Linked DNA regions of Mus musculus: region 1 is linked to region 2. A link is a loop called in an ENCODE intact Hi-C map of the cell type or tissue named here. Cell type or tissue: heart. All regions are shown on one strand. Links, peaks and the distances in the headings refer to the core of each region. The heading gives the core; the rest is flanking DNA. Region 1 overlaps 6030407O03Rik (RIKEN cDNA 6030407O03 gene). Region 2 overlaps Gm29185 (a long non-coding RNA gene).

What was found. Peaks named below come from ENCODE experiments on the same cell type or tissue, not always from the same donor. Only the 100,000 strongest peaks of a DNase experiment are listed, where the experiment ranks them.
Region 1: a loop joins it to region 2, with 2.0 times the contacts of the local background. A loop is called at or near these places in 2 of 42 quality-filtered maps.

The regions. Positions count from the first base shown.
Region 1 is chr1:73,634,639-73,650,267 of GRCm38, forward strand. The region is part of intron 7 of 6030407O03Rik (RIKEN cDNA 6030407O03 gene); the gene reads right to left. Among named protein-coding and RNA genes, the nearest start is that of C530043A13Rik, 110 kb to the left of the region's middle. In heart, for the core only: a CTCF peak has its summit at 9,737 (motif pointing left); DNase peaks (open chromatin) are centred at 9,913 and 10,563; H3K27ac peaks cover 1,796 bases.
Region 2 is chr1:73,193,605-73,209,233 of GRCm38, forward strand. The region is part of intron 1 of Gm29185 (a long non-coding RNA gene); the gene reads left to right. Among named protein-coding and RNA genes, the nearest start is that of Gm31197, 61 kb to the left of the region's middle. In heart, for the core only: a CTCF peak has its summit at 6,755; a DNase peak (open chromatin) is centred at 6,697; H3K27ac peaks cover 1,892 bases.

The DNA of each region.
Region 1 (15,629 bases), core at 4,862-12,861, 440 kb after region 2:
AATGTGGCTAGATGACACCCAAAGCCAGGTTATAAAGAGTCATGCAGGCTCAAGTCATTCACTGTCTCCCTCCCTCTTGGAGAAGTGAATGTTCATGTCAGAGGTCCCACTGTGCTACAACTGTGATTCCAAAGACATCACAGATAGATGCTTCAAGTGATGCTACCCCAGCCAAGACATCAGACGGGTAGATGAAGAAGTCAGGTGAAAAGAATGGGTCTTTGAGCTCTGTGCCCAAGTTTGCATTATGTTCTGCTTGCCCGTGGTTCTCTGCCCTCCGATGAGATGCCTAACCTCTTCAACTTCCTCAAAATGGGATTCTTGTTGCGGCAATGGAACAGTGCTTGTGAAATCCTTAGCAGAGTTCCTGACTCAGGACCTCCTGTAGGGAGCACATCAAAATGAGGCAGCCATACATGTCATCCACTCGGCAGACCTTGGGACATTGCCATGGACACAGTGTGCTTATGAAAGTGGCTTTTGATGACAGAACTGCTGGCAGACTAGACTTCAGAGATAATAAATGGTTTGGATTTAGAGAGATGGCATGCCATGTCAACTCCACCTCTGCTTAAGATATTGCCACATGGTGTGTGAATCTGCCTGCATGGTAGAGGAGCTGAGACAGCCTGCCTCTTCAGATGATGGTGATGATGTTGTAGCAAGGAAAGGAAAAGGAAGTCAGTTCCACAATGCTCTTCATAATGTCTCAAAGGTCTGGAATCTCTGTGTTCTCTATCTGTTTCCTGCTCACCTTGTGTTCCAGAAACTATGAAATGACACTTGTCTTCCATCATTAGCCTTAGTATCTGTCCTACCTCCCAAGTAAAATTCTTGCCCACCTCACTATCCCTGTCTCCTTCCTTTGTCTTTCTCTCTGCCTTTATCTCCCCTATCCTCCTCCCCCACTCCTTCCCTGCCTCTCTTCTCTTCTTTCACTCTCCAACTCAAGACATTGTCTTGTATGAGGCATGATGAGATAAACCAGTAACTAAAGAGAGAGGGCAGGCAGTGGTGGAGGGGATGTATCTTCTAGAACCAATCACCATCAATCTAGTAAGACTACCAGAGAGCACTCAGGTCAATGCTGTCCTGAAGAACTCTTCTCTCTCCCCTGGAGACTGAAATCAGCAGGCTCCCCCAGTGAGAAAGAGCCAATGGCAAGAAGACAAGGACTTTTATCTCTGGAATTCTACTTTAGCAGTAGCCAAGAGACTAACAGGGCAGGGCAGGCCTTTCATCTTCCCCACATGGATCTCGGGTACCTGACACAGCCTGGCTCCTCCTCTGATCTTCCTGTCACCAGGAGCTTGGCTGTGGTAGAGATATGAGGAGGAGAGGAGTGTGCTCCAAGGCTGCAGTGAGGAGCTGAGCAACACCCAGAAGGAAGGATAGGAGAAAGAGGAGTAGGGATATGGCAGCAAGAATGGTGGGGGAGGGGGATAGAGGAGGTCCCGCCTACAATTTTGGGTTTTTTTCCCCCTCCGATTTGAAAATGACATGAGAGAAAGAAAGACGGGTGGCGTCTGCAGAAAGACATGACAGGCAGGACTAGTCTGGCTTCAGTCGTAGCCTTGAGCACAATCCTCCCTGAGTTTCCTACCTCAAAAAGGGCCTTACAGAGTGGACAGAGCCCTTTGGCACCTATGGCTTAAGTCTCATGATTTTGTTGAGCCTTACTTTCTTTATCTGTAAAGTATAGCCTCAAAGATCCAGAGTAAGGCTCAAGCTGAATGGGGCAGGGATGTGTCTTAGCAGAGGCTCCGAAGACTTCAGCGTTCTCCAAACACAAGTTCCACTTCCCTTCCTGTTTCTCCTCACCCACCTCCATGAAACAGAATGTCCTTTCAGCTTTAAAAAGAAAAAAAGTCAAGGGCAAAGCCATAGGCATGGGAGCAAGTTCCTGCAACACTAGCTCCATAATGCAATGCATGAAGTCAGCCTTAATAGCTGGCTTTGACTTTTCACCACTTGCTGAAATGCTCTCTGCCTTTAGGTAGATGGCATCAGACTTCTCCAGGACCAGCTAGGTGAGGTTAAGAACAAAAAAAAAAAAAAAAAAAAAAAAACAGCTGACACTGAAGAGCTGCACCTTAAGAAGGTGAATCGTTGGCTCATGGCCACATGTAAGGCTGGCTAGTCTCAAATTATTCCCCCTTCAACCATAGCCAGGATTCTCATGTGAGCCTCTATTCTCCAGCAAAGAACTGGGCTGTCTCTACTCTGTCATTCTGCACATGTGTGTCCAGGATTCCCCATATGTGCTGATAACATCCAGATCTCAGTGATCCATGCATCCAGTGAGTCACAGAGTCTTGGAGGAGGTGTGTCCCAAGGCAGAAGCTCTCCAGGGATACGGTTCACATCCACCCAAGAGCCACTTCCCTCCAGCCTGGATATTAGACAACAGCATGCTTATGGAATGCCCAAGTGCTTGTAAAAAAGATTATTACTAAGTAAGAGTGGATGATGATAATTAATTACCCCCCATTAAAGAGAAAGTCCCTGGAGCAGGAGCATCAAAGGCAAGATTCTACTGAGTCGGCAATTCCTTTGGCCAGGCAACACGATGACTCCACAGCTTGCCCACGTGACTGTTTTGTTCTCCCCAGTACTGGCTTGAAGAATGCACTTTGACTTCGGACAACTTCCTTTCATTCCCATCTTTCTCCCCATCTACAATCTAGTAGTCATCATTATTAAAACCTCACACCAGAAATAGGTCACAGACCTATTTCACAGCATTCCTTTGATGGGTTAATTCATGGCTACCCTTTAAAATCTAAATTAAAAGAAAGTCACCTTTAATGAAGAGCAAAGTCTATCTGCCATTCAACATGGAGGAACCTATGACATATATATAAGGATTCCATCTCCCCTTACACAAATCTACCAGGAGAGGAGTGGTCATAACAGGAAGACATGGCAAAGCTCCAGAAGAAGCCAAAGAGCCAGCCTAACTGTCCGCCAACTCTTGACAATGAAACACACATTCATTCTGTTAGAAACAAGAATTTGGGGAAGATAGCTGAGTGGATAAAGTGCATGCTATACAAGTGTGGAACCCTGAGTCAGATTCCCTAGTATACACATAAAAGCCAAGCAAGGAAAAGGTGTGTCAGAAATCCCAACACTAGGGAGATAGATACAGTGGATCTCACTGGAGCTTGCTAGTCAGCCAGCCTAGCTGAATTACCATATGTCCCAGGTTCAGTGAGAGATCCTGTCTCAAAATATAAGGTGAGGGAAAGACCCTTCACACTGGCTTCTAGACTTCTCCAAACACTAGAATACACACACACACACACACACACACACACACACACACACACACAAAGAGAGAGAGAGAGAGACAAAGAGAGACAGAGATGCAACAGAGAAACAGCACCATGCGATATTTCTCTGTGATCTCGGACTGTCAGCTGAGTTGCGGCAAGGGAGCCAGCCACAACACACCACATTAGTTGCTTCTCTTGCAGCTCTGATCAGACACATGACAGAAGCAAATTAGGGGAGGAAGCATTTACTCTGGCTCACTGTTTTGGCCCATTGTGTCAGGGAAGGCACCATGTGCTCAGGCAGTGGAAATGTTCAGTAGAGGCTCCTCACAGCTTGGTAGGCTGGGAAAAGACAGCTCAGCTTAGACTGGAACCAGTTGATCTAACCCTTAAGGCGTATTCCAATAGCCCAGGAACTGGAAGTTGGTCTAGCCTTTAAAGCCTACTCCAGCAACCCACTTTTGCTACCTAGGCCACTGTTCCACAGCATCTCTATACAACATCATCAGTTGGGGACTGGATATTGAGACACCTAAGTCTGTGGATAGTTCACATTCAAACCATACCAGATACCATGACTGTGGTGTAGTCCCTCTGCAAAGCCATTGTCTGTCAGGGAAGAAGGGAAAGATAATGACCATCCCCTCCCCAAGCTTCCACTGCCCCTTAGTCCCATGTATGCCTCAGTGAAGGCATAAGGAGGGACAGAATCCAGCTGGCACGTCCAGTCGGTCACCACAATGTGACTATTGGAATGGCCAGCCACAGGTTCTCAGCAGCGGTCGAGACTTCCGGTGACCACTGATTACCTGTGTCCGATATTCAGCTGGACTACAGCTCATGGCTGTGGTCAGAAATGATTCCTGCCAGCTTAGCATCTGCGTGGAAAAGAACACTGTGCCCCATCCACCTCCCTTTACCCTGCTGGGGCAAACGTGAAAGGTCTGTGACAAGACAGAAAGGCAAGCAGTCCCCAGAGTCCATGGTTAGAGGAACACTCCTACCAAGTCACACTGGCTATTTGGAGAGTGGAAATTCAGCTTTGTGTTGAAACACTGAGATTAGATGTCTATCTGTGCTGACCCCTAATGACTCTGGCCATGACTATTAGGATGGTATTATACTTGGTTGTTCCCTGGGACAGTCTCGAAGCCTGCAAGTCATGATGGAGGCCTGCAACTTTCTAGTTTAAATTTTAATGAATTAATTAATTATTCACTATGTGTATATGTATGTGTCTAGGTGTGGTTTGGCGGTTTCATGCATGTGAGTGTGTACATGGTGGCCAGAAGAGGGCATGGGAAATCCCAGCCCTAGAATTAGAGACAAGTTGGGAGTGGCCTAAGGAAAGCGTGAGGAACTAAACTCAGACCCTCTGCAAAAGCACTCTTAACCACCGAGCTTTTCCTCCAGTCCTTACCTTCCTAGTCTTGCACAGCCTCCACAAGTTCGTTCTTGGGTATTTATGGTATATACATATATGCGCACGGGTACGTGTACTCGCATGAGTGTGTGTGCATAGGTCCAAGGCAAATATTAGATATCTTTCTTTATTGCTCATGACCTTATTTATTGAGCTAGGGTTTCTCACTGAGCCTAGAGCTCATGAATTGACGAGCCTAGCTGGCCACTGAGCCTCTAGAAGCCTCTTGTTTCCACCCACTAGCATTGGAAGTACAGGTGATGACCCTAACACCTAGATCTTTAAGTGGGGAACTATCGTTTGAAACCCAGAGTCTCAGGCTTGCAGTACAAGTGCTCTACCCACTAAGGCATCTTTCCAGCCCATCTCCACCACATTTGCCCTCATGAGAGCTCAGATAATTAACTAATCCTAAAAGACATCTCTGAATTGTACCTCTTGTTCCCCTCCCTACTCTAAGGTACACAGGTCTTCCCAATACCTATCTGCCAAAATTCTGCACCAACTGCAAAGATCCAGGTAGTTTTATGGACACTGGGATATAATGGAGTTTGGCTTTATTCTCTATCCCCAAGATACAACAAAGTGAATATTTAATTTGATAGAAAACATAGTGCCCAGAAGCTGAGCTAGCTGGGTACTGACAGCTATCAGTGGTAACTAGCTCAGCTCCGTAAGATTTGCTTTAGGTGAGAATTATTTTCCTGTGTTTTCTTACTGGTAAGGTGGTGAATAACCAGAGAACCTCTAGGTCATGCAAGCAGGAGCAGCAGAACCTTCTCAGCTTCCTGACTCCATAGGTCCTATAACCTTTTCCTTATACAGGTATTCCAATAGTCCTTCCCAGATAAGCCATGATGAGACTCTCAGAGGGTCCCTTGGTGGTCAGCTTTGGTCAGTAAATAAAGACCTTCTCATTGGTCACAAGTCTACTGATTAGAATGACAGGACAGAATGTGTTTGCCAAGGAAACATATAGCAAATATTTATTGCTTTGTGTTTGTTTTATCTGTGTGTACATGTTTGTGCATATTCTCTCTCTTCTTCTCTTCCCTCTCCTCTCCTCTCCTCTCCTCTTCCCTCCCCTCCCCTCCCCTCCCCCATCCTCCTCCCCTCCCCCTCCCCCTCCCCCTCCTCCTCCTCCTCCTCCTCCTCCTCCTCCTCCTCTCTCTCTCTCTCTCTTTCTCTCTCTTTCTCTCTCTCTCCCTCTCGCACAGGCTATCCCTCACTCTCCAGAATGTTCAGAAAGTACTTAAACTTACAAGCTAAGTATGCCTGCCATCAACAGCGCTGTCTACCAGAAGGGAAGGATCCGTCCATCACCTCAGACAACGCAAGAAGCCTTTGCCGCTGTTTCCAGAGGCTGAGACCTGTAGGTGAGGGTACAACTCCTGTGAACAGCTCTGACTCGGAGAACAAGATAACGTAGATCACAGTGCTAAAAGGAAAGAAGCACTGGCCGGTAAAGCCCTGGGTCTTGGAAAGGATGCCTATATTTCAAGCTGTGGCTTTGCCAAGGGTTTTCTGTGAGCGAGGCAAAGCTTCAGCAGTTCTGAATTGTCCACTCCTTGGCTGTGAGCCAATCCACACTTCCCAACACCTTCCGAAAGCACCCCTCACTGTTCCCAACTCTGTGAAGGAGGCCATCTCTATCCCACCCCCACCCCCAGCTTCAGCATTTTATTGTGGCAAACACATGGAGAGTTTTGTTAAAAAAAAAAAAAAATCCTAGAAGAAGAAAAGGAGAGACCAAGCTTATTAAACTCCTCCAGCCCCCTTCAGTGTGGATTCTTTTAAGTCAGTGGCTGGATTTCTTTGAGGTCTCAGTACGTGCTGCTGTGCATGGCTGGTTTAGTGGACGGAAAGGGAGGTAAGAAAAGCTCTGCCCTGGGTAAATAAAAAACCCTTTTGTTAATTCCAGAGCCACTGACAAGGCCATGGTCTATGTCAGGCAGCCTACACAGAAGATTCAATTCTTCTGGGACTGAAAACAAGGAACTAGAGAAGCTCTCCCCCCACCACGCTGCATAACTTCGTCCTGTGCCTGCTAAGTTATTCCCCGCTAATGCATCAGCTGTGAGAGCCCTGCGAAACACGCCATGGTTAAAATAAAACTCAAGCCCCAAGCATTGAGTTTTATTTAAAGAGAAAACTGTTAAGTTGTCTAAAAGTTAGTATCCTCCATCCTCCCCCGCCCCCACTCCCCAGAAAATAACCTAAATCGCTCATTCTCTGGCCAGCCCTTCATGTTCTCATATCCTGACCTGTCCAAAGCAGACTCTAATGTGACCAAGGGATGTGCGCAACCCATCTGAGACAGCTTAGAAATGTTGGACAGAAACAGGCCTCGGGTGATACACCAAAAGGCTGGTCCCCAGAATATCTTCCACGTGGTTCTCTCCAGGAAACTTCTACTAGCGCTTGGTAGAAGATCTTTGCATGTTTGGATTTCCAAGGCGTCTTCCCTCCCTCTGTATCTTTGCTGTATCTTCCTCCCGTAGATTTCCCAACCAGACAGTCTAGGGTCAGGTAGGGTCAGGAAGGTTCTAGGTCTGTGTCCACCACAGACAGGTGACTTTTCCTGTCCGAGACTTAGGTTGTTGGGTTGGGTTTTTTTGTTTTGTTTTGTTTTTCCTTTTTCTTTTCTTTCTCCTCATTTATTCAATGTGAGGTGACTGTTAGATACTGGGAGTTAAGCTTGGCCATGTGTCACACAACTAATAGATTCAAGAATAACACCTGGAAGAACAGTATTGAGAAGCCACACCGCTGTTATTTATGTCATCTGCCTTCCCGTGTGTGTCCCTGAACACAACCAGTCCTCAAGGAACACTAGCCACTTGCTGGTAACCTAAAGAGTAAATTGGGTGAATTATTCCTGAGAGCTGTGAATAGAACAGGAACGAATACCAGAGCCTCTGCAAATTCCGATTAAGACCCTACTTTGCAGAAAACCATTCTCTTTCCATTTACTGAGCAGGTGCACATGACCAGCCTGATGCTGAGATCTGCCTCACAGTCTCCTCTGGGAATCACAACTCTGCAGTTTACAGAGCTCTGGGATCCCAGTCACCACAATGCTTTAAGTGCATTGGTTCTGCTGTAAAAATTATGGTAGTGTCCCAATACCCAGGTGTCTTCACAGGACCTCTCAGCTTTGAGCAGACACCTGGTTTGCTATTTTCTAGAAGGCAAAGTCTGTAAACCATCTTTAACTGAGTCCAGAAGACTTGAGTTTAGCTTCAGACTTTTCCCACTGGATGAAGAGTGTCCCGTGGGAGCCTGACCTACTGTCACAAAGCCTTATGGCTTCCCTCTTACAGAGCCCAACTCCCTGATGATTATCCTAGAGTTGGTCTTGCTGTGTCCCTCCTCTGTTATGTCACCGGTATAGGAACTAGACTGAGAGCCACGGAGCTACAGTGCTAAGGCCTACTAAGGAATCTGGGGAGGCAAGCTGTAAGTTGGTCATGGCTTTTGAGCAAGCCCTGGCAAGTGAGAGCCTGCATTCACACTTGTTCTTTCAGGTCTAATAAGCTACACGCTGGCTTTCTTAGCATCCCAGAATAGCATGCTGAGGCCGAGAGGCCAGCCTGTTTGATGTCCTGCTTTGGACATTTGCATGTCAAAGCAAGGAGGCTACTCGATTATGTGTCACGAATTACATTAAGTATCCTGTCTCTCTCTTAACTCAGCCCTGACAATTCCATCCCTGACCTTGACCACTGTGAAATCTCCACTGGGGAGCGGGGTGGGAGTGGGGGTGGACTGCAGGATTAAAATATTCCATTTGTGTTGTGGTTCTAACTGGTCTACCTCGGATTTTAGAGTTCAGTTCTTCCAGCCTCCTCAGAGAGCTTCAGTCTTAAAAATATCAAGGAAGGCAGAAAGAAAAAAGAAAACAAACAAACAAACAAAAAAAAAAACCAAGGAATGATTTAGGAGTCAGACAAGCCTTGATTTGAATGGTGATTTAACTACTTACTAGAGATTCCTTGCCAAGAGTCCTTAACTCTGCAGTTTCCACAGGTAGGAGGTGGAAGTACTATCTTCTGGACAGGATGCTCTGAATGTCGCCAAGAATAGAGCATTAATAAATAAATAAATAAATAAATAAATAAATAAATAAATAACTGTCATTATGGAAGTCTGGTGTTCTCCAAACAACCTTCCAGTTCTTTAGCCCTTCAAAGGCCAAAGCAGCTCGCTGAAACCCATTGCCCCAGATTGACCGACGAAATCCAAACTCAGATTATTTAACTCAGCTCATCCAGGCACACACTTCAGCGTTTATGCTCTTTCTCCAAATCCCCTCCCTCACAAAGACTCTCAAATACCCCCAGGAACTCTTCTTCCATGTGCTTCCCTCACCCCGAAATCCATTCCCTGATCAGTGAGCCCCCAGCCTGCTGGCCTCTGACTCTGTCTCCCCTTGTCTTTCCTTACTCCCCTCTCTGAATGCAGCACTGGCAGTCTGCCCTCCTCCTGTTTCCTTCTGCCCTTCTTCTTGGCAGTTGCCTAAAGTGTCTCTCACCATGAGAATCTCTTCTGGTCCTCTTCAAGATTATAATGCTTACTGCATTGTCACGTTTTGATACTTCTGTCTTTTTTTAGAGAGCTTGTCAATGTTTCTACCCTGCTCGAAAAGTTTTTCAGGGGGCCAGGGATTTTGAGGCACAACAATTTCTTTGAGGAAGTTTTACACTTATTTTAAGAGGATAATTTTTGATGACTTCTTTTTTGACACTGCTGTAGCTTAGGGTACAGAAACATGCCTGTGACACAATAAGTCATTGTAAAGTGATTTCATTCCGTAGGTATGAGAGTGCAGATGCAAAGGAGGATGCCTCCTACGTGGTGTGGGTGTGTGTGTTCCCCTTTTTTATACCTAAACTACTTCCCTTTGAGTTTAAGTTAAACATCTGAGAATAAATATAAACATTACTGATGTCTTACCACTAACTAGGAGTTGTAACCACTTAGTGGGATAAAATGCTACATTTTTAAAAATAAGATAAACAGCAGCTGTCCCACCAGCGAGCCCTCTGCTGGAAGGGTTTCTTTCCACCTTTGAGTTTTATGGTCCTGAGCATGCTTCCTGTCCAAGAGCAGTCATCAGCTATCTGGTGGCTTAACTCCAGCTTACGGATATTTTATTAAAAGCTGCATCCGGTTAGGCCTTCCAAAATGTCCAGCAAAAATGTCTCCCACTAAGGTAAGGAAATGAACAACAGTGTTCAAGTCTCAGAGGGATTACTCCACTCGGAGAGGACGCCAGCTGTTCTCTATCCTGTCTGAAGACACAGCAACAGCTAGACCTGCTGAGACCATGGCAGGCAAGATGCAAGTGGCCTGGGTAGAAAAGTGCACACAAGACAAAGCATTGTGAAACAGTGGCTTAAGGCGCAGATCACCAAGCCAAACAACCTAAACTCAATCACTAGGAGGGAAGAAAACCCACTCCAGCTAGTTCTCCTCTGACTTCCACACATGCCCCATGGCACGTTCACATGAACACATGTACACACGTACACACTAAATAGATGTAATTTGAGAGAGAGAGAGAGAGAGAGAGAGAGAGAGAGAGAGAGAGAACACATCGACTCACAGCACCAGCAAGTCTAAGTCACTTCAGGTTCCTGGTCATAATTTTTTCTTTTGTATTAGACAAGTTCCTTAAACTCAGTCTGCTTCCCTGTAATTATAAAGACAGAGGGCTGTTAGTTTCCTCTAAATGTGTTAGAGGATTAAATAAAATAATGTGGTCCAAGGCCTTGGATACATGAGTTTTCAATGTCACTATATTCCCCCGCACCCACGGAAGCAGTTGAAAAAAAGCAATCACTTCCTTTCCTCTAACTGCAAATAGACATCAAAGGCCCCCTCTGCCTCCCCCTCCCCTCCGTGATCCACCTGAAAGAGAAAGAGTTGGCATGCATTGTGGGTTACATCAAAACTCAGCCTTAGCTGGTCAAACAGATCTTTCCAGATCTCACTGGGAACAAGCATGCAGGCTCCACTTTCTTAGTAGCATGGTATGAAGTAATATAAAACAACTTAGGAGAGCTGGTTGTATATGCCCATCATGTTCAACCTCTTCAGAACTCCACACAGTATGACTGACAGACAGACAGACAAACAGACAGACAGACAGACACATATACACACATACACACACCACCAGAACAATGGTTCCCAACCCTCCTAATGCTTTGATCCCTTAATGCAGTCCCTCATGCTGTGATGACCCTACCCCCAACCATAAAATTATTTTTATTGCTACTTCATTACTGTAATTTTGCTACTGTTATGAATTATACATAAATATGTTTGGAGATAGAGGTTTGCCATAGGGGTCACAACCCACATGTTGAGAACAGTTGCACTAGGCTGTGTAACACTGTGTAGTGACGCTATAAATGAGTGGTGGATAGCCCTAAGCAGTGTAAGTCATCTATGAGCAGAGAGGCTGCCCCAGAGTTCTGGAGTCATAAGATTCTGGTGTAAGAGTCACTGCCAAAATGAAAATATTCTGAAGAGACACCTGGCTATTATAAATAAGGCTGCTATGAACATAGTGGAGCATGTGTCCTTCTTACCAGTTGGAACATATTCTGGATATATGCCCAGAAGAGGTATTGCTGGATCTTCCGGTAGTACTATATCCAATTATTCTATTGTTTTTAGATTGATATAATTACATCATTTCTCCTTTCTCTACTTCAAACCTTCTCATACATCACTCCTTGCTTTCTTTTGACTTCATGGCCCCGTTTTTCACTAACTGCTGTTACATGCACACACACACACATATATATGTATGTATATATGTATAATGCTAATGTATGTCTTCAGGGCTGACCACTTGGTATTGGGTAGCCAACTGGTGTGCTCTTCCCTGACAAAGACTATTTCTCCCACCCTTAGCATCCTTTAGTTACCTCTAGTTCTTTGTCTAGAGTTGAGGCCATACGGGCTTTCCCTGTATACATTAGCATGTCTATTGTTGTTTTCCTAATTCAGTTCCTGTTTAGACAGCCATGTTTGAGACTTTATAAGTGTGGCTTCTGACATTCCTAGGAAATACAATCTCACAGTAAACTCCCTGTTTCTCTGGCTCTTACAATCTTTCTCAATGATTCCTATGCCTTAAGAATAGAAGTTGTACTGTAGATGTTTCTGTTGGGACTAAGCTTAATAGCTCTTTATTCTAATTGGTTGTAGTTTTCTGTAATGGTCTGTCACAATGTTATTGTCTGTTGCAAAAAGAAGTTTCCCTCATGAGGGGTGAAGAGTACACTAATCTGTGGGTATAAGAACAAATATTTATATTCTTTATACACTAAACTTCCTTTAATTGGCTTATTATAGATGGATGGTTAGATCTGATTAGACCATAGATTATCACACACACACACACACACACACACACATTAAATGTCACAGCAATCCTGAAGTCTGTAGCTACCATATGTCAGCTTGAATACTCACACAAAGTTAGAGTATATTTATGTTCAGTTAATGAAAGCAAATTCAGTATTCTCTGTACACTGGAGTATGCAAGCCAAGTCAGTACCTGTAGCCAACTCAAGAATCACGGGGTCGCCCTTCCGCTCGACTCGAGACTCGAGCCCCGGGCTACCTTGCCACCAGAGTCTTGCCCAACACCCGCAAGGGTCCACACGGGACTCCCCACGGGACCCTAAGACCTCTGGTGAGTGGATCACAGTGCCTGCCCCAATCCAATCGCGCGGAACTTGAGACTGCGGTACATAGGGAAGCAGGCTACCCGGGCCTGATCTGGGGCACAAGTCCCTTCCGCTCGACTCGAGACTCGAGCCCCGGGCTACCTTGCCAGCAGAGTCTTGCCCAACACCCGCAAGGGCCCACACGGGACTCCCCACGGGACCCTAAGACCTCTGGTGAGTGGAACACAGCGCCTACCCCAATCCAATCGCGTGGAACTTGAGACTGCGGTACATAGGGAAGCAGGCTACCCGGGCTTGATCTGGGGCACAAACCCCTTCCACTCCACTCGAGCCCCGGCTACCTTGCCAGCTGAGTCGCCTGACACCCGCAAGGGCCCACACAGGATTCCACACGTGATCCTAAGACCTCTAGTGAGTGGAACACAACTTCTGCCAGGAGTCTGGTTCGAACACCAGATATCTGGGTACCTGCCTTGCAAGAAGAGAGCTTGCCTGCAGAGAATACTCTGCCCACTGAAACTAAGGAGAGTGCTACCCTCCAGGTCTGCTCATAGAGGCTAACAGAGTCACCTGAAGAACAAGCTCTTAACAGTGACAACTAAAACAGCTAGCTTCAGAGATTACCAGATGGCGAAAGGCAAACGTAAGAATCCTACTAACAGAAATCAAGACCACTCACCATCATCAGAACGCAGCACTCCCACCCCACCTAGTCCTGGGCACCCCAACACAACCGAAAATCTAGACCCAGATTTAAAAACATTTCTCATGATGATGATAGAGGACATCAAGAAGGACTTCCATAAGTCACTTAAAGATTTACAGGAGAGCACTGCTAAAGAGTTACAGGCTCTTAAAGAAAAGCAGGAAAACACAGCCAAACAGGTGATGGAAATGAACAAAACCATACTAGAACTAAAAGGGGAAGTAGACACAATAAAGAAAACCCAAAGCGAGGCAACGCTGGAGATAGAAACCCTAGGAAAGAGATCTGGAACCATAGATGCGAGCATCAGCAACAGAATACAAGAAATGGAAGAGAGAATCTCAGGTGCAGAAGATTCCATAGAGAACATCGACACAACAGTCAAAGAAAATACAAAATGCAAAAGGATCCTAACTCAAAACATCCAGGTAATCCAGGACACAATGAGAAGACCAAACCTACGGATAATAGGAATTGATGAGAATGAAGATTTTCAACTTAAAGGTCCAGCTAATATCTTCAACAAAATAATAGAAGAAAACTTCCCAAACATAAAAAAAGAGATGCCCATGATCATACAAGAAGCCTACAGAACTCCAAATAGACTGGACCAGAAAAGAAATTCCTCCTGACACATAATAATCAGAACAACAAATGCACTAAATAAAGATAGAATATTAAAAGCAGTAAGGGAGAAAGGTCAAGTAACATATAAAGGAAGGCCTATCAGAATTACACCAGACTTTTCACCAGAGACTATGAAAGCCAGAAGAGCCTGGACAGATGTTATACAGACACTAAGAGAACACAAATGCCAGCCCAGGCTACTATACCCGGCCAAACTCTCAATTACCATAGATGGAGAAACCAAAGTATTCCACGACAAAACCAAGTTCACACAATATCTTTCCACGAATCCAGCCCTTCAAAGGATAATAACAGAAAAGAAGCAATACAAGGACGGAAATCACGCCCTAGAACAACCAAGAAAGTAATCATTCAACAAACCAAAAAGAAGACAGCCACAAGAACAGAATGCCAACTCTAACAACAAAAATAAAAGGGAGCAACAATTACTTTTCCTTAATATCTCTTAATATCAATGGACTCAATTCCCCAATAAAAAGACATAGACTAACAGACTGGCTACACAAACAGGACCCAACATTCTGCTGCTTACAGGAAACCCATCTCAGGGAAAAAGACAGACACTACCTCAGAGTGAAAGGCTGGAAAACAATTTTCCAAGCAAATGGACTGAAGAAACAAGCTGGATTAGCCATTTTAATATCGGATAAAATCGACTTCCAACCCAAAGTTATCAAAAAAGACAAGGAGGGACACTTCATACTCATCAAAGGTAAAATCCTCCAAGAGGAACTCTCAATTCTGAATATCTACGCTCCAAATGCAAGGGCAGCCACATTCATTAGAGACACTTTAGTAAAGCTCAAAGCATACATTGCACCTCACACAATAATAGTGGGAGACTTCAACACACCACTTTCTTCAAAGGACAGATCGTGGAAACAGAAACTAAACAGGGACACAGTGAAACTAACAGAAGTTATGAAACAAATGGACCTGACAGATATCTACAGAACATTTTATCCTAAAACAAAAGGATATACCTTCTTCTCAGCACCTCACGGGACCTTCTCCAAAATTGACCATATAATTGGTCACAAAACAGGCCTCAATAGATACAAAAATATTGAAATTGCCCCATGTATCCTATCAGACCACCATGGCCTAAGACTGATCTTCAATAACAACATAAATAATGGAAAGCCAACATTCACGTGGAAACTGAATAACACTCTTCTCAATGATACCTTGGTCAAGGAAGGAATAAAGAAAGAAATTAAAGACTTTTTAGAGTTTAATGAAAATGAAGCCACAACGTACCCAAACCTATGGGACACAATGAAAGCATTTCTAAGAGGGAAACTCATAGCGCTGAGTGCCTCCAAGAAGAAACGGGAGACAGCACATACTAGCAGCTTGACAACACATCTAAAAGCCCTAGAAAAAAAGGAAGCAAATTCACCCAAGAGGAGTAGACGGCAGGAAATAATCAAACTCAGGGGTGAAATCAACCAAGTGGAAACAAGAAGAACTATTCAAAGAATTAACCAAACGAGGAGTTGGTTCTTTGAGAAAATCAACAAGATAGATAAACCCTTAGCTAGACTCACTAAAGGGCACAGGGACAAAATCCTAATTAACAAAATCAGAAATGAAAAGGGAGACATAACAACAGATCCTGAAGAAATCCAAAACACCATCAGATCCTTCTACAAAAGGCTATACTCAACAAAACTGGAAAACCTGGACGAAATGGACAAATTTCTGGACAGATACCAGGTACCAAAGTTGAATCAGGATCAAGTTGACCATCTAAACAGTCCCATATCACCTAAAGAAATAGAAGCAGTTATTAATAGTCTCCCAACCAAAAAAAGCCCAGGACCAGATGGGTTTAGTGCAGAGTTCTATCAGACCTTCAAAGA
Region 2 (15,629 bases), core at 3,569-11,568:
AGGTGTCCAAGGAGCTACCCTCTGGCTGTTAAGAACAGGAGACTCAGTTGCTATCTGATGTATTTAATGCTTAGGGAAAGAATTAAGCATTGAGTGACATGCTGGCCACAAGTTACGGTCTGGAGAAAAGGTGGAAATAAGAGGTTGAAAGCCTGTCTAGGCCAGAGCAAGGGTGAAGGCTTTGTACAAGCTCTCTCTCTCTCTCTCTCTCTCTCTCTCTCTCTCTCTCTCTCTCTCTCTCTAACTATCAAGCCCCACTGGAACCGGTGTTCCTACTCACAACCTGACATATGGCTTTTCTGTCTAGAGAAAATGGAACCTCTTGGTCTGCCTCAGTCCCCACCCTCCCAACTATGACCTGGCTGTTTTTTCTCTTCTTTGGAATAATCCTGCGCCCTGTGGGAACCTGAGGCCCACAGGCCTGCTGGATGAGGTGAGTGGGGACATTTATCCAGAGTGAGAGAGCGATGGGCAATGTGGAAATCGGAGGCAGGTCACAGGCCAGGTTGTTGATTCAGAGGAATTAAGACTGGTTGTTAAGACATCACTTCCTGCCACCACTATTGAGAAAGCCTGTGACGACGGAGGACAAAGGAAAATTACTGAGGGCTCCTTCTCTAAACAATCTTCAGGAAGAAGGACCTAGTTGTCTGACAGAGAAGACTTGCCCTGGGCAAGAGCTGTTTCTCCCATTTTCTTCCAGCCACTGGGTTGTTCCATGAGAAATATCAGCCCCTGTAGATAAGCTCTTAGTGTGGTTCTTCCAAATGGTTGTGCTAAACAAGCTAGGCACTCTATACCTTCTCCACTGTGAAGAAAAAGAATTGAAGGGATTTTTTTTTTAACACAATGAAAATTCAGTCAGTATCATGGTGAGAGAGGAAGAAAGGACTACAGAGTAAAGGTGATCAGGAATAGGACTGGCTTCAGGATGGTCTTTTGAAGTACGTGGTTTCAATGCCACTGGGCTCTGTATTCCTGGAAATTTCAATTTGATCAATCCAGGGGCACAATATGGATTGTAATGTGACCCAACAGTTAAGCCATTAGAAACAGGATGATGTTTCCTGGAATGCTGCAGACACAAGAGAGAGAGAGACCACACATGGTGCAAGGGTGCATGCTCACCTCTTTCTAAGGTTTCTATAATTTCCCAAGGACCATGGCTCTACAGATATAACTTATGAAAAACTTAATATAAACCATTAGGTGATGTTCCTTCAAACTAAATGCAGTTATGTTATCCTTTTCAAAAATAAAATACATGGATACTTTACATGTGTTTTATTTCTAATGCAAACTATTTGAAAATGCTACTTTAAAAAACTATTTCCAAACCTAATTGTTAATTACACAGTAATCAGCCTCCCTTGCTCCCCATCATCACTGAGAAAGAGCTCCTACTTAGACACGAGGGAACACGAGGACTGGAATGTATATCAAATATTTGAGGCTAATAGTACCAGTTTAGAGCCAAAATCTTCAAAACCTAAACCCTATGGCAAGGGTTTTATTAATTATAGTCACAAATAGAATATGGACATTTATTCTACTTCTCAGAGCAGACATTTACTTTAAAAAAAAAAACCTGCCATTTTCACACTTCAAATTGCTTTGGTATAAAAATAATGGCTGCATTAAAAAAAATGTTCATGTAAGAAAAAAAAAAAAAGAAGCAGGATGATGGAGAGATGGGCAGCATCTGGATATAAGGGGGAAGAACTGGAGAAACGGGGAGCACTGAGTGGATGAGGAAGTTTGAGGGTTCCAGGGCAGTTTGAGTTTCCCAACATACATTTACACTGGGGGCATCCTGGGGTGGTTTCCAGGAAATGGGATGGGACCCTTTTGCTTTTGGGATAAGACCAGGTTTGGAATGTGCAGCTGTCCTTCAGTATCCCTGGCAATCTGGTTTAAGTACCTCTGGGATATCAAAGTCAATGGTGTTTAAATCCTTCATATAAAACGGTGTGGCATTTGCATGTAATCTATGCACATCCACCCTTATTCTTTAAGCCACTGGTAGGTCATTTACAATGCTCAAATGAATATTATACATACCAGGAAATGACACACAAAAATATTTGGGAATATTCAGTATACATGCAAATGAAAGTTTATTTTGATCTTCAGTTTGTTGAAGTCACAGATGTGTGCCCATGAATATGTGGAAGTGATTATCCATGGAAGGAAATACAGGAAAAAAGATGGAGTACCAGAACACCCTCCATGGGTTGGGTGGGCTGTAAATGGAATACATTTGTCCTGGGCAAACACCTCTATGCTCTGGGCTCACTGAGATGTTTATCCGTGGCTTGGATTTCTGGAAACACTTCCTTTGGTCTATACCTTAGCACTACCCTTTTAATTTAAATGAATATAGTCAGAGTAACATGGACAAACTAACCAGAATAGTGAGCCCTTCTCCAGGATGCCAATGGCAAAACTGGGCTGCAAAAAATTCAGACACGGAGGGAGGCTAGAAAGGAATACATGACTGCACTTTGAATGAATGGTATATGCTTTCTAGGGGACTTCTAGCCTTTTATATGTGGTATTCTCCTGGGATGACAATAGCAGATGAACGGTATTCAGCAAGAAAGGGATAATGACTATATGGGCAGAGCAGGCAAGGTCTGGCATTTACTGCTAAAAAGCAGAGACCAGACAGCTAAGTGGCTTTAGCTACTAGTGGAGTCAGGAGAAATCACAGTGGTCATGTGTGCAGAGAAGGGTTCTTTTGGGTTTGACATAATGAACCAGGTAATGGATTTTCTGACTTGATACATGTCCTGAAAGCTCCTTCTGAAGTTTGGGGTTTCTTAAGGTTGAGAACCTAAAGTCCTCAAGACTCTGGGGGGGGGTGGGGAGTTGTCTCTCAGGAGATGAAAGACAGAACTGGAGCCCAGTTATAAACTCTGAGCAAGAGCCAGTAGTCAAAGCTAGAGATGGGTAACTTATAATCATCTATGGAAAGCACGCTGAAGGACATATCCAACAAAGGTACGAAATGTGGGATCCTTCTAGGTTCCTGAAGCTGGTGGCTCCAGACTTCTCCTTACCTCTAGTTGAGCTACGCTGTCTGTGTAGAAATCATGGATGCTGCCCTGGAATCCAGGGTTATCCTAGAGAACTGAGAAAGAACACACGTGTATGATTTACAGCAGGATTAAAAAGAATTAGTGTGTATTGATAGTGCAAAAAGGTCCCATTAGGATATTTTCATACATTCACAGAACATGCTTGGATCCTGAGTATGGGTTCATGTTTTTTTTTTGTTTGTTTGTTTTTTTGTTTTGTTTTGGTTTGGTTTGGTTTGGTTTTTCAAGACAAGGTTTCTCTGTATAGCCCTGGCTGTGCTGGAACTCACTTTGTAGACCAGGCTGGCCTCGAACTCAGAAATCCACCTGCCTCTGCCTGGGTCCATGTATGCCTGGGTCCATGTATTTTCATACATTCACAGAACATGCCTTGATCCTGAACTGACTCAGGAAGTATGGGTCCATGTCCCAGCTGTGGGAATTTGAGCTGAGTGACTCCAGGCAAGGAACTTGGCATCTTTTAGGTCAGTTTCTTCTGAAATATAATGGGGCTTGGATAGATGATCAAAAGACAACCTTTGGATCATAGTTCTTTATAACTCTGTGTTCTGTGACCCCCTCTTTTACTTGAAGGGCTCTTCAATCATTATTTTTATTGCTGTCGCTTTCATTCATATTAATAATAGCTTTTGATTATTTCTCAGATCATCGTGGTTGGAACATGCAGTCATGACAAGGACAGTAGCTGGGCATGTGCTAAACAAATTATTACGACAATGGAAATTCTACAGGGGCTAAAGCAGTGATAGTCACTGACTGTCCCTACTTCCTACTCTCAGGCAAATCTACCCTTGATGCAATGCCTCTCAATAGAGGAATGGATACAGAAAATGTGGTACATTTACACAATGGTGTACTACTCAGCTATTAAAAAGAATGAATTTATGAAATTCCTAGGCAAATGGATGTACCTGGAGGGCATCATCCTGAGTGAGGTAACACAATCACAAAGGAACTCACACAATGTGTACTCACTGATAAGTGGATATTAGCCCAAAACTTAGGATACCCAAGATGTAAGATACAATTTGCTAAACTCATGGAACTCAAGAAGAATGAAGACCAAAGTGTGGACACTGTGCCCCTTCTTAGAATTGGGAACAAAACATCCATGGAAGGAGTTACAAAGACAAAGTTTGGAGTTGTGACAAAAGGATGGACCATCTAGAGACTGCCATATCCAGGGATCCACCCCACAATCAGCTTCCAAATGCTGGCCCCCGTCTACTATCAGCATGACCCCCATCACCAATGCTGCTCTTCCATGCACTGCCTTCCAGACCTGGAAACCCTACAGATGCCAGGAAGGTCACTGACAATGTAACTTGACTCCATTCCTTTGCCACAGCAAAGAGTGCAGCAAATAAACATAGCTGTGCATGTATCTTAGGGGAAGGACTTAGAATACTTTGAGTATATAACTCAGGGTCATGTAGCTAGGTCATATGGTAGCTTAAAGGAGAAAAGGCGGTCTTGGGTGTGGGACTGATGCTAATCGAATTCATGTGACATGAAAGCAGAAGGAGAAAGGGAGAAAGGAAGCCATTAAAAGGAGACCAGGGGACAGGAGAGGGGAGTGAGGTAGAAAGATCAACAGAAAGAATGTACGAGAAACTGCAGTAATTAAGCACATCATTTTGTAGAGCCAATTAGAAAATAGCTATCAGAAACCATGTTAGATATGATGTTGATGTCCTCAACATCTGGGAGGGTGGTGGGCAGAAAGGAAAGAGAGGAGAGGAAAGAAGAGGAGAAGGGGGGGGGGAGCTTATGGTTCATTTATGAGCATGGGTGGCAAACCTGGATACTTAATGGTTAGTTGTCCCTACTAAGTGCTGGCCCTGAGAGGGACGGTGCCTCCCTGGGTTTCTGGAATCATACATTGCATGCTCTTTCTAAGCACTTGCCTCTCCAGTGCAGGACTGGCTGCTGTCAGCAGGGCTGCCCTTCTCAGGCTTCCCTCCACACACCCAGCATTCTGCCTCCCCGGCTTTACCCTGGATTTCCTTCCTACTCGTTTCTGTACCATATTCAGGGAACAGATCCAAGCCAACCTTGCTCTGTGGCCATTTCCCAGGTGTCTCTGATGCACAGCTCATCGGCATCCTCTAGTTCTTTATTGTCTGTTCTTGAGAAATTACCGTATTTGACCTTGAGTCATCTTCTCATGGTAAATGTCACCCCTGCTGTCAAGAGCTCCCAAAGGCAGAGCCTCATTTTGGACATAAATACTGACCTTTACCTTCTCCTGTTGACAGCTTTCTCCTGAGCTCTAAAAGGGCTCAGCAACCTGCCTGTGCAGCCTCCTCCACTCTTGCACAGCCAGAGCGGTGGCAGGCCCTTGCTCTGCTGTCTTCTTTGTATTTCATGCTGCCACAGCTGTGTGTGTGTGTGTGTGTGCTGAGGCCCAGACTCCAGCACCAAACACTACTCAGTTCCTAATGGAAACGCATCCACGAAGCCAGATAGAGGGACCAATAAGATCCCTACATCAATTAAGATCAAACTCAAAATTTCTGTGATTTTGGGATGGCACAGTTCTTAACCTGTCTTATAAAGGAAGCCTTTTAAGGTAGGACTAGAATTAAAATAATTTCCACAACACACAATTATACATTAACCCTCTTCAAGGAAACAGGCCAGGGAGCAAAGAACTAATTTTTTTGTGTGTTAAGTGTTATTTTTCGCTTGCACAAGACATTTTCAGACTCTTCTTACAGGTCTGTTTTTACTGTGTTTTCTTCCATGGTGGTTTAGAGAATTTAATAGTCGCTCTTGTAAACACTGCACACGTTTTGATGACGTAAGGAATGGTAACAATAAAGGCAGGTTGTCCGAATACATTTACTTCAATGTATGGAAAGGGTGATAATTTTTTCAGAACAATGGATTGGTGGGTGTATAGATCCCAGTGCAGATACTAGGGGTGGGAGTGTCTTGGTTTGTGGCTAGCCTTTCTATTTTCTAGTGACCCTGGCTGCTATATGTCCTTGGTGAGTCCCTTAATCACTTTAGAACCTCATTCCCTCATCAGTAAATGAGGTCGATGACACCCGCCCTTCTGATTTCCCAAAGCGACGATAAAGATAAAATGAAATGTGCTATAAAGTATAAAGCACCGGGCAGACCATAAATCACAATTATGATTTTAAATTGATACGTCTAGAATGTCATGACTTCATCTCGCAGGCCTAGTCTGTAGAGGAAACCTGAGACAGAGCTCTGTTACCCCGATTCTCATTAACCTCCATCTGACTACCTGCACTGCTCTCCTCGGGTTCCCATCTACCACTGCTCCGTTTTGTGATCTGTCGCCACTGTGTGAAACTTTATTTCTCAGTGTATCCCTTTTTGTAGGCTTGCAAGGATTTGCGGGGCTCTAAGGCTTCTTATTCCTTACTCTGCTTCACCACTGAGAAGGGTTTTGCCTACCAACTTAATCTTATCACCGTCTACAACTTTCTCACTTAGGGCTGCATGGCCCTTTCCTCTGACCTGGTTTCCTCCATGGTTTCTTGTTATCTCAGCTGCTTGTCCTGTTTGTGTCACTTCCTGTTGCAGCCCCGGGCTCCACCTGCCTCCTTTCCTCTCCCACACTGATGGGAACCCACAGATTATCTTGCTGCTTCCAGGTCCCTGCAGGCCACACTCTGAAGGACCTGCCTCTTCCTCTCTAGGTCATGATACCAGAGACATCATCAAGAAAGGGAGGCCCCACCCATAGCCTCCTTTGCACTGTAATCATTTATTGTACTTGAAGGGAGAGCAGGCATTTGCTAGAAGAGTCAATAAAACAAAGAGTAGGCGTCTCCTTTCACGGTGGTAGGTGGTGGGATTTGCTTTCTGAAGAAGCCCTAAGGACCTCTGTGCTCACTTCCCCCATTGCCTGGGTTAGGGAACAGAGATGAAAAGTGAACTCACCTTGTAAGGTCATTGTGATGGTTTGCCACCTCTAATGGGTGCTGGATACTAAAGGTGAGAATGAAGGATTAACTCTTTCCTGACTATTGATCAGGTTCAGTCATAGCATTTTTAGAGAACCCTTCCCTATTGTCCAGAAACAGTCTCCTTTCCCATCAAGTTCCAAATGTCTGGGGGTGGAGGACCTCTCCAAACATCCTTTTCCTGTCCGTAGACTCTCTCCCCACCCTTCCTTTCCCTATCAGAAATTGAAGATTCTGTCAGCACTCAGTGGCACCAGAGGCAATTTACAGTATATTTGGTGGTATAAGGAATGTAGAAATTCAAAGGATGTTTTGTTCCCAATTCTAAGGAGGGGCATATTGTCCACACTTCAGTCTTCATTCTTCTTGAGTTTCATGTGTTTAGCAAATTGTATCTTTTATCTTGGGTATCCTAGGTTTGGGGCTAATATCCACTTATCAGTGAGTACATATTGTGTGAGTTCCTTTGTGAATGTGTTACCTCACTCAGGATGATGCCCTCCAGGTCCATCCATTTGGCTAGGAATTTCATAAATTCATTCTTTTTAATAGCTGAGTAGTACTCCATTGTGTAGATGTACCACATTTTCTGTATCCATTCCTCTGTTGAGGGGCATGAACGCCAGGGCCAAAAAGGGGGAGTGGGTGGGTAGGGGAGTGGGGGTGGGTGGGTATGAGGGACTTTTGGTATAGCATTGGAAATGTAAATGAGCTAAATACCTAATAAAAATGGAAAAAAAAAGAAATTCAAAGGAGTCTTTTTTTTTTTTAAAATGGTCTCTGGTTTATAATGAATACTCTTACCATAGATGGTGGAAGCCATTGTTTGGATGCAATGAGTCACCAGTGAAGCTTCACTTCATTCTGTCTCTCACTTCATGTTTCCTCTGTTTTGTTTTGTTTCTTTTTTCTTTCTTTCTTTTTTGGTCAAGAATTGGGACCTTATAGAGGGGGTGAGGAGCCAGGTCATGGATGCCCTTGGAGAGGTGGAGAAGAATACTATACTCAGTGAGTCTTTGAAGGATCACTGACTACCTATCTATGGCTGCATTTCACCCCACCCCAAGGTAGGTACTCTAAAATATCTTTATTCCTCTTCACTGTGTAGGTAAGAAATCTGAGCAGGGCTCAGTTGGGATGACTCCTCTGTTACATGTGATGGCTGGAAGATTAAAAAGTGGCTACACTCATATATCTGGAGCCTTAGTGCTGATACTTAGCTAGGGCATCTTGGTTTAGAAGGAAATCCTTCAATGAGCCTACAATAATTCTTCTTCTGATGTCCCTGGCAATAGCTGTCACTCCTGGTGGTGTCTCTGAACAAATGCAAATGACATATGACAATGCTCAGGGTTGGTAAGCTGGGAGTACTTAGAGACATGATTACTTGGGGACTGTAGATTAGTAACAAATGCTTCTCTGGACCAGAGGCTGCAACTGCACTGATCGTGTGTTTCCCACCTCAGTATAAAGACTTCAAATCCCATCTTACCCACCTTTCAGTACGCCGTCCTTGCACTTCATCTGACCTCATTTCAGACAACCTCACTCTGTTTTGGGCTAGGATAGGTTGCTTGGCTATGGACACATGTAAAACAGTAATTGACCTTTTGTCACCTCAGCAGAGTGGTTGAATGTGGCCCCCGGAGTAGTTGTCATGGGCCGTGAGATCAGATCACACTTGTTAACTGCAAGCAACTTACCTTTTGTAAAATTTCTCATGTGAAAAATGGGAGCAATACTGTATCAATTGATCAATCAACCAGCCGATCACTCAAGAGTGCTCAGAATACCAAATGGTAAAGGTAGAGGCTTTTGGATGCTTGCCAGTGCCTGGCATGGCTCAGGACTCTATTTGTTGGTCCTAAGATATATTCATGTCATCATTCCACTTTCCACTTAAAATATAAAACACGCAAATAAATATATTCCTAATCACTGAATCTGTCAGTACAGACGAGTAGAAAAAGAATCAAGGAAATGGAAGGAAGAAGAAACCAGAGATTAGAGACTGAAATCAACTAGATAGTATGGAGACAAAGGAGGAGGGGGGAGAGGGTGACAGAGACAAAGAGGAGATGGCACGACTGAGAACACACATGCCTCATGAGCAGACATCACTTTCCGAGGAGGAGTCTCATCTCTGTGGTTGCCTCAAACTCACTGGCTCCTGAAACCTAAAGCCCTTGCTTGTGGGAGAGGAGGAGGGGTGGTCAGAACATAAGGGGATTCTGCCTGTGCTAACTTGGAAAAGATCAAATGGAAAAAAAAAAGAAAAGAAAAGAAAGGAAAAGAAAAGAAAAGAAAAGAAAGGGTGTTGGGACAGGGAAGGGAACCATTCCTCAGAGTGAGGTTCAGGGCTTGGCTGTTAATTTAACCAGGAGAACGTCAGTATTATCAAGTCTTCAAACAGTGATCCCAGCCCAGGGGTAGTCTAGTTCTCCCCTAGCCTCAAGGACCAATCAAACTGTGCTGTACACATTCCAGACTGCCTCTCTGTACCTTGTTCTTTTTAACTCTGGTGCTTTAGGACTGGTGATTGGCACCTATTGGAAGGCAGCTCCTTACCAAGAAGGAGTAGGAGCACAGAGGATGGGCATCAGCTCCCTGATATAAATTCCCTTCTCTGCCATGGAGATGAGGTCAGGGCTGGGGCCTCAGGATCTCTCAGTATGTATATGGCAGAATTAGGTAAAGTCTTGATTCCAAGCTAGAATATGTGCAATATGAAAATCCCCTTTTGCAAGACACTAGAAAATGGGTTTCCTCGAATAGTAGGAACCATGAGAGTCTCTTTAGATATCCCAGCTGCCCTTATCGATGTCATTGAATGCCATGCAGGGTTAATCAATCATTCAAGGATTAGTCTCCCCATCCCAAATTGGGATGACATATCTCTTTTATACATAAACTTCATATAAACCCACAAGATTCAGGATTCAGAATAGAAAACAGAGATGATAAAAGAACTACATGTTTGCATATGAAACTTGAATTAAGAAAATGTTGATTTAAAATTAATTTTCTGTGACCACTGATTGTGTTTTCTGCTCATAAATATACGCCTAAAAGATGTAGAAGACATCCTATGGGGAAATTTTTTTATTATGATTGTTAATGTATTTGCTTCCTACACAGTTTAGAACAAATACGTTACCATAAATCCAGAAAGAGAATTTGAATGTACATGAATATTTGCCAATGAATACCCATGATTTATTACATCGAAGTTTTCATGGGTCAGTAGCCCAGGCACTTGTCTGGCCTCATCCTCAGCACAGAATTTGACAAGGCTACAATTAAATGAGATCAAGACTCAGGGCTCATCTGAGGCTCTCCTTCCAAGTTGCACAAGGCTTGCTTCTTCAAGGTCAACAGAGGAAAGTATCTCTGGATCCAGGTCCTCTCTAAATAGTTCATCTGATTTGCTCGACCATGGCAATGCCCTGTGCACTTACTCGCCGTCAGCTATGTAAAAGTCTTAATTACATCGATGAAAATCATTCTTTCTTGACATATATCAGATCCTAATCACAAGAGTGACATTCCATGATTTCTGGAGGGATCATCATACCAGGTGTTCATCAAAAGTAAGGATGTTTGAATTCTGCCTAACTCAGAAGCAGTTTCTTCTTTCTTCCTTTCACAAAGACTCCACAGCCCACCACTACCGTCCCACAGCCCACCACTTCCTCTCCATAGCCTACCATTTCCTACCTACATTCCACCACTTCCTTCCCATAGCCCACCACTTCCTCCCCACAGACCACCATTTCCTCCCCACAGTCAACTTTTTCCTTCCATTTCTCTTTTCTTTTTTCTTTTCTCTTCTCATGTCTTCTTTTCCTCTCTCTTCCTTCCTTTTTCTCCCTCCCTCCCTTCCTTCTTTCCTTCCTTCCTTCCTTCCTTCCTTCCTTCCTTCCTTCCTTCCTCCCTCCCTCCCTCTCCCTCCCCTTCCCCCCCTCCCCCTCCCTCTCCCCCTCCCCTTCCTTCCTCTCCCTCCCCTTCCCCCTCCCCCTCCCCCTCCCTCTCCCTCTCCCCTTCCTTCCTCTCCCTCCCCTTTCCCCCTCCCCCTCCCCCTCCCTCTCCCTCTCTTTCCCTTTCTTCCAGTCTCTTTCATTTCTTGAGACCAGGCCTAACTATCTAGCCCTAGCTGGTGAGAAACTCATGATGTAGTCCAAGTCAGCCTGAAACTTGTGCTCCTCCAGCTTCTTCTTCTTGAATGCTAGGATTACAGCTATGCGTCACTACATCTGGCTCCTGATGGGTGTATTTCTGACTTTGCCTTTGAGTGTTCTTTTCAGAAGCCCTGTCTTGTCTCTAAATTCCCCTTTCCTCAGCCTCCATTGTATTCTCTACTCTCTACGCATCTGTCATTTGTCATATTCCAATTGTCCTAAGTGGTATAATTCCCCAAACAGGCTAAGTCACTGTGCTGGGAGTGAACTGAGCTTAGAAGTTTCCTATATAATCAAGTGTGGATTTATCCCTTGATGGGCTCATAATCTGACATTATTATTGGGAGGAAGTGTAAAGTTTTAGAGGTAGGGTCTGACTGGAGAAAGCAGATCACTGTGGGCATGATCTTGTGAGATGTATGTTATGCAAGTTTTTTTCTCCTCTTCCTCTGCCATGAGGCAAGCTGATGTAGTCTAGCATATAGTTCATGCATGATGTTCAGTCATCTAGAGATATTAGTCTTCTAATCTTCTATGACATACATATAAGTTAGTCTTTTTCGTGTCTTTATTTTTTCTTCTAGACAAAATGGCACACAGCGAAAGAAACAAGCTTTTATTTATTGTGATAGCTACAGTAGCTGGCACAGTGTTGAGATACTGTAGACCCTTCATGCTTTTTAATAAAGGAAACAAACAGAGGTGAATGAATGTTTCCTCTCTCGAGACTTTAGTTTTCTTACCAAAGGTGATACTGTCTAATATCTATAGCTAACACAAGGACTAGGGTTACCTTAAACTAGTTTTGTCACTAGGATATCCCAGAGGAAATCAGAACTCTGGGAAATATGACATCAATAGTGTGTGCTGAAGTTTTAGAGAGTTATATGGGGGAGTTTTGGCATCATAGAGTAGCAGACCTCTATAGTAAACTGTGAGAGCTCTCTTCAGCATACTTTAATGCAGCTGCCATGAATCTGAGATTGGCCCTTGCCACTCTCCTGCTTTAGGGGACACAAATGAATGAGAACCTTGGATGGTGCACTCTATAGAAGTATCTTTGTGTTTTCTTTAAGACCATCATGCTTCTCGCCCTCTGCTTCTCCTCATGACTGACATCACTAGAGATTCAGTAGTGATTCAGCCAATGCCTGCTGAAGGTCATGTGACTGCTCTGCCAGCTCATTTTGGCTCAATGACTTTACCAAGCCTTTCTTAGGCTGCAGGGCAGAGTAGGTGCTTGGCTCCAGTGTTTGCCCTGCATTTGCTTTGGGTCTAAGGCTCCACCCAAGCTTCTCTATGTTCTTTCTGCTTCCTTTCTATATAAGGAAGGTTATTCTCATTATAAAATTCTCAGAAGTTTAATCTCATCTTGACAGCTAATCCTTAGGGGGTAGGGGGAGAATCCAGAACAAAAATGCAGGCTACTGTAAGATTGTTTCTGTTTGTAAGTTGGTGTTTAGCAATGGAAGATTAATCTATCTTAACAATAGAGATAGGGAAGGAAGCTTTTGAGTTCTCATTTGGAGAAAACTCTAAAAAGGTGTGTGTTTGGGGGGTGGGGGGTTGAGGATTAGCATGACAATGACAGTGGCAATCATGATGGAGGCTTTAGAGGAAAGGGACATGGGAAGCTAAAGACAGGACTGGTTGCTTCTCCCAACCAGAAAGTTTTCTCAGGGAACTCATTTATACTGCAAAAGAAGCAAGCCTGTTATCAAAGTCATACACACACACACACACACACACACAGAGAGAGAGACAGAGACAGAAACAGAGACGAGACAGAGACAGAGAGGGACAGAGACAGAGACAGAGTCAGAGTCAGAGACAGAGACAGAGACAGAGAGACTCTTCTTGTAGTCTATGTAGTAGAGTATAATAAATGAAATCAGTAGCAATGGGGCTATTTACAGAAATATGATGACAATTTAGGAAAACTTAATGAGGATGATACAATATCCTTTAGGTTACATACACCTGTGAATCTTGAAGGCATAAGGGACTGAAGTAATTCCTGAAAGAGGAAAAAAAAAACCCTCGGATGTAAAGAACTCTTAATACAGTCCTCTCTTTTATTGAAGAAACCCAGGCACCTACAACAGCATGTTTGCCTCTCATCTTTTTGTGCACCCCAGTGGTTAAATTCAAGCAGACATTAGTAACCATGAGATGCCTGATGCAATCTGTGTAGCTGGGGATACATAAAGCAGTGTAGACAAGGAGTGGTGTGTATGGAGAGCAAATGGTAAGTATATTTCACACACTGCAAGAAAGGTGTGTTAAATTCTGCAGAGCATGCGTGGAAGGTATAAAGAGAAGCAACTCTCAGGAGTTTGTTCTAGATCAATGAACTAATGTTGTTTCTGTTTATTTTCTCCAAATATTTTCTCCAAATATTCAATTGCTTGGGAATCTATCAAAAATTTTAATTTGAGACATTCGAAGTTAGGTGAAATACACAGAGTTCGCCTGACTCTCTGGGTTCATTTTCTGTCTTGTTGACACTGTATAGTTTGATTCTTAGTCTTTAAGCTGTGCCTATCCAACAGATGACTTCCAACTCTAATGTGACCTCACTAACTGACTGAACCCTCCTTTTTGGGATCGTGCTACCCTGGCCTGACCCCACTTTCCAGTCTGGAACGCTTCTGACCAGTAATAATTGACTGACACCTGGAGCTGAGCTGGCTGTCGTTCTGTTGAGGGACTGGATCGGGTGTGTGTGGGAGAGGCCCTGATCAGCAGCTCTCATTAGTCAGCTTGCGGTCCTTATGCCACTCACAGTTCACTGGGGACAGTGTGTACAGGAGGTAAAGTTTCCCACCCTGATTGATAGCACTACTTTCTCACTCAGATGAGATAACAGCGAGGATACAAATAAACACGCTTTCAGGGTGAGGCAGGAGGACACAGTTTGCAAAGATTTGAGCCCGCATTTGGACAATGTTATCAGTCTTCATGTCACAGCAGAACCTATAGCTTTTCCACTCAAGCCAGGCACAGTGGATGGAGAGGGACAGAGTTTCTGCAAGTTAGTCATGTTACAGAAGTTGTCTTTCAAAAGTGGCTTTTGGAATAGACTCAAGGGAGCTGATGTGAAGCAATGGTGTCTATATTAGCTCTTGTCCTACTGTGACAAAATAACCAACAAAAGAGGCTCAAAAAAGAAAGGGGTTGTTTGGCTTGCAGATGAAGTCCATCATGGTGGGAAGACACAGTGGTAGGAGTGTGAGACAGCTTCTTACATTGTATCTGCAGTCACAAAGCAGAGAGGGAGAAATAGTAGTGTTCAACTTGATTTCTCATCTTTAATTCACTCATGACATCATCCCAGGAAATGGTACTACCTGATCTTGGATGGTTTTTCTGATCCCAGCTAATCTAATCTAGAATTTACTCTCACACACGTCAAGAGGTTTATCCCCTATTTGATTGTAGATGCGATCAAGTGGCCAATCAATATTAACATCATGCTGTCCTATGAAAATATTCATCACTGGGAGTGTTGCAGGGTTGGGGGAATCACTTCATGGATTGCCTCCTCTGAACTATCTCTCTGAAGTCTATAGCAGACATCTCAATTTTATGAACATCATGTCAATTCTCCTTTACTTAGGGTGATGTTCTCAAACTGGGGAATGTTAGAGTTATGCAAAGAGCTTTTAAATGTCCCAGTGACTAAGCTGTGATCTAGATTAATTAATTTAGAATCTTGGTGGGAGCAACCAAATGGTGGAATTACCTGGGGCGTGTTCTTAAAACCAAGACACAGACTCAGAACCTACAACTTGAAGCATCCCAAGGTATTTCTTCTTCTCCAGTGCTCCACAGCTAAATCCCCTTCTTTTTTCCTTAGGCAGTTAAACCTCTGATCAATGTTATAGCCAACTCAGAGTCATCAATAAAACAAAATAGACAGCCAAGGAGGAAGCAGCAGCGAGCATATTCAAGGCAGGTACAAAGCAAACGGAAGGGCAAATCTAGCTGCACTGGGCAAAGCTTTTGACCTTTGACCTCCTCTCCATCTCATCAACTGAATCATGAACAAGAGGTGAATTCTCAAGGCTGGACCTCTTAAAGGAAAGCATTGGCCCAAATGCTATTGACCTCTGCAGAAATATGGAGCATAACTTGAAGAGCCACTGAGAGATGATGTTAACCCTCAGACTTCCCGTCCCTCCTTGGTGTCTCATTAATGATCAGCTTACCTGCGTATCCCATGAAGGTTGCTTTGACATGATGCCCCAGTATGAAGATGGTTTTGGTCTACAATTGACAAGTTATACAGGCACTACTGAGACACCTGGAATTCTGTCTGGAATGTTCCATGGTGATCAGCTTAAATGTGAACATTTGATTGTGGATCTGGTTAAACCCAAAGGGCTACAGGAAAGAGCTGACAA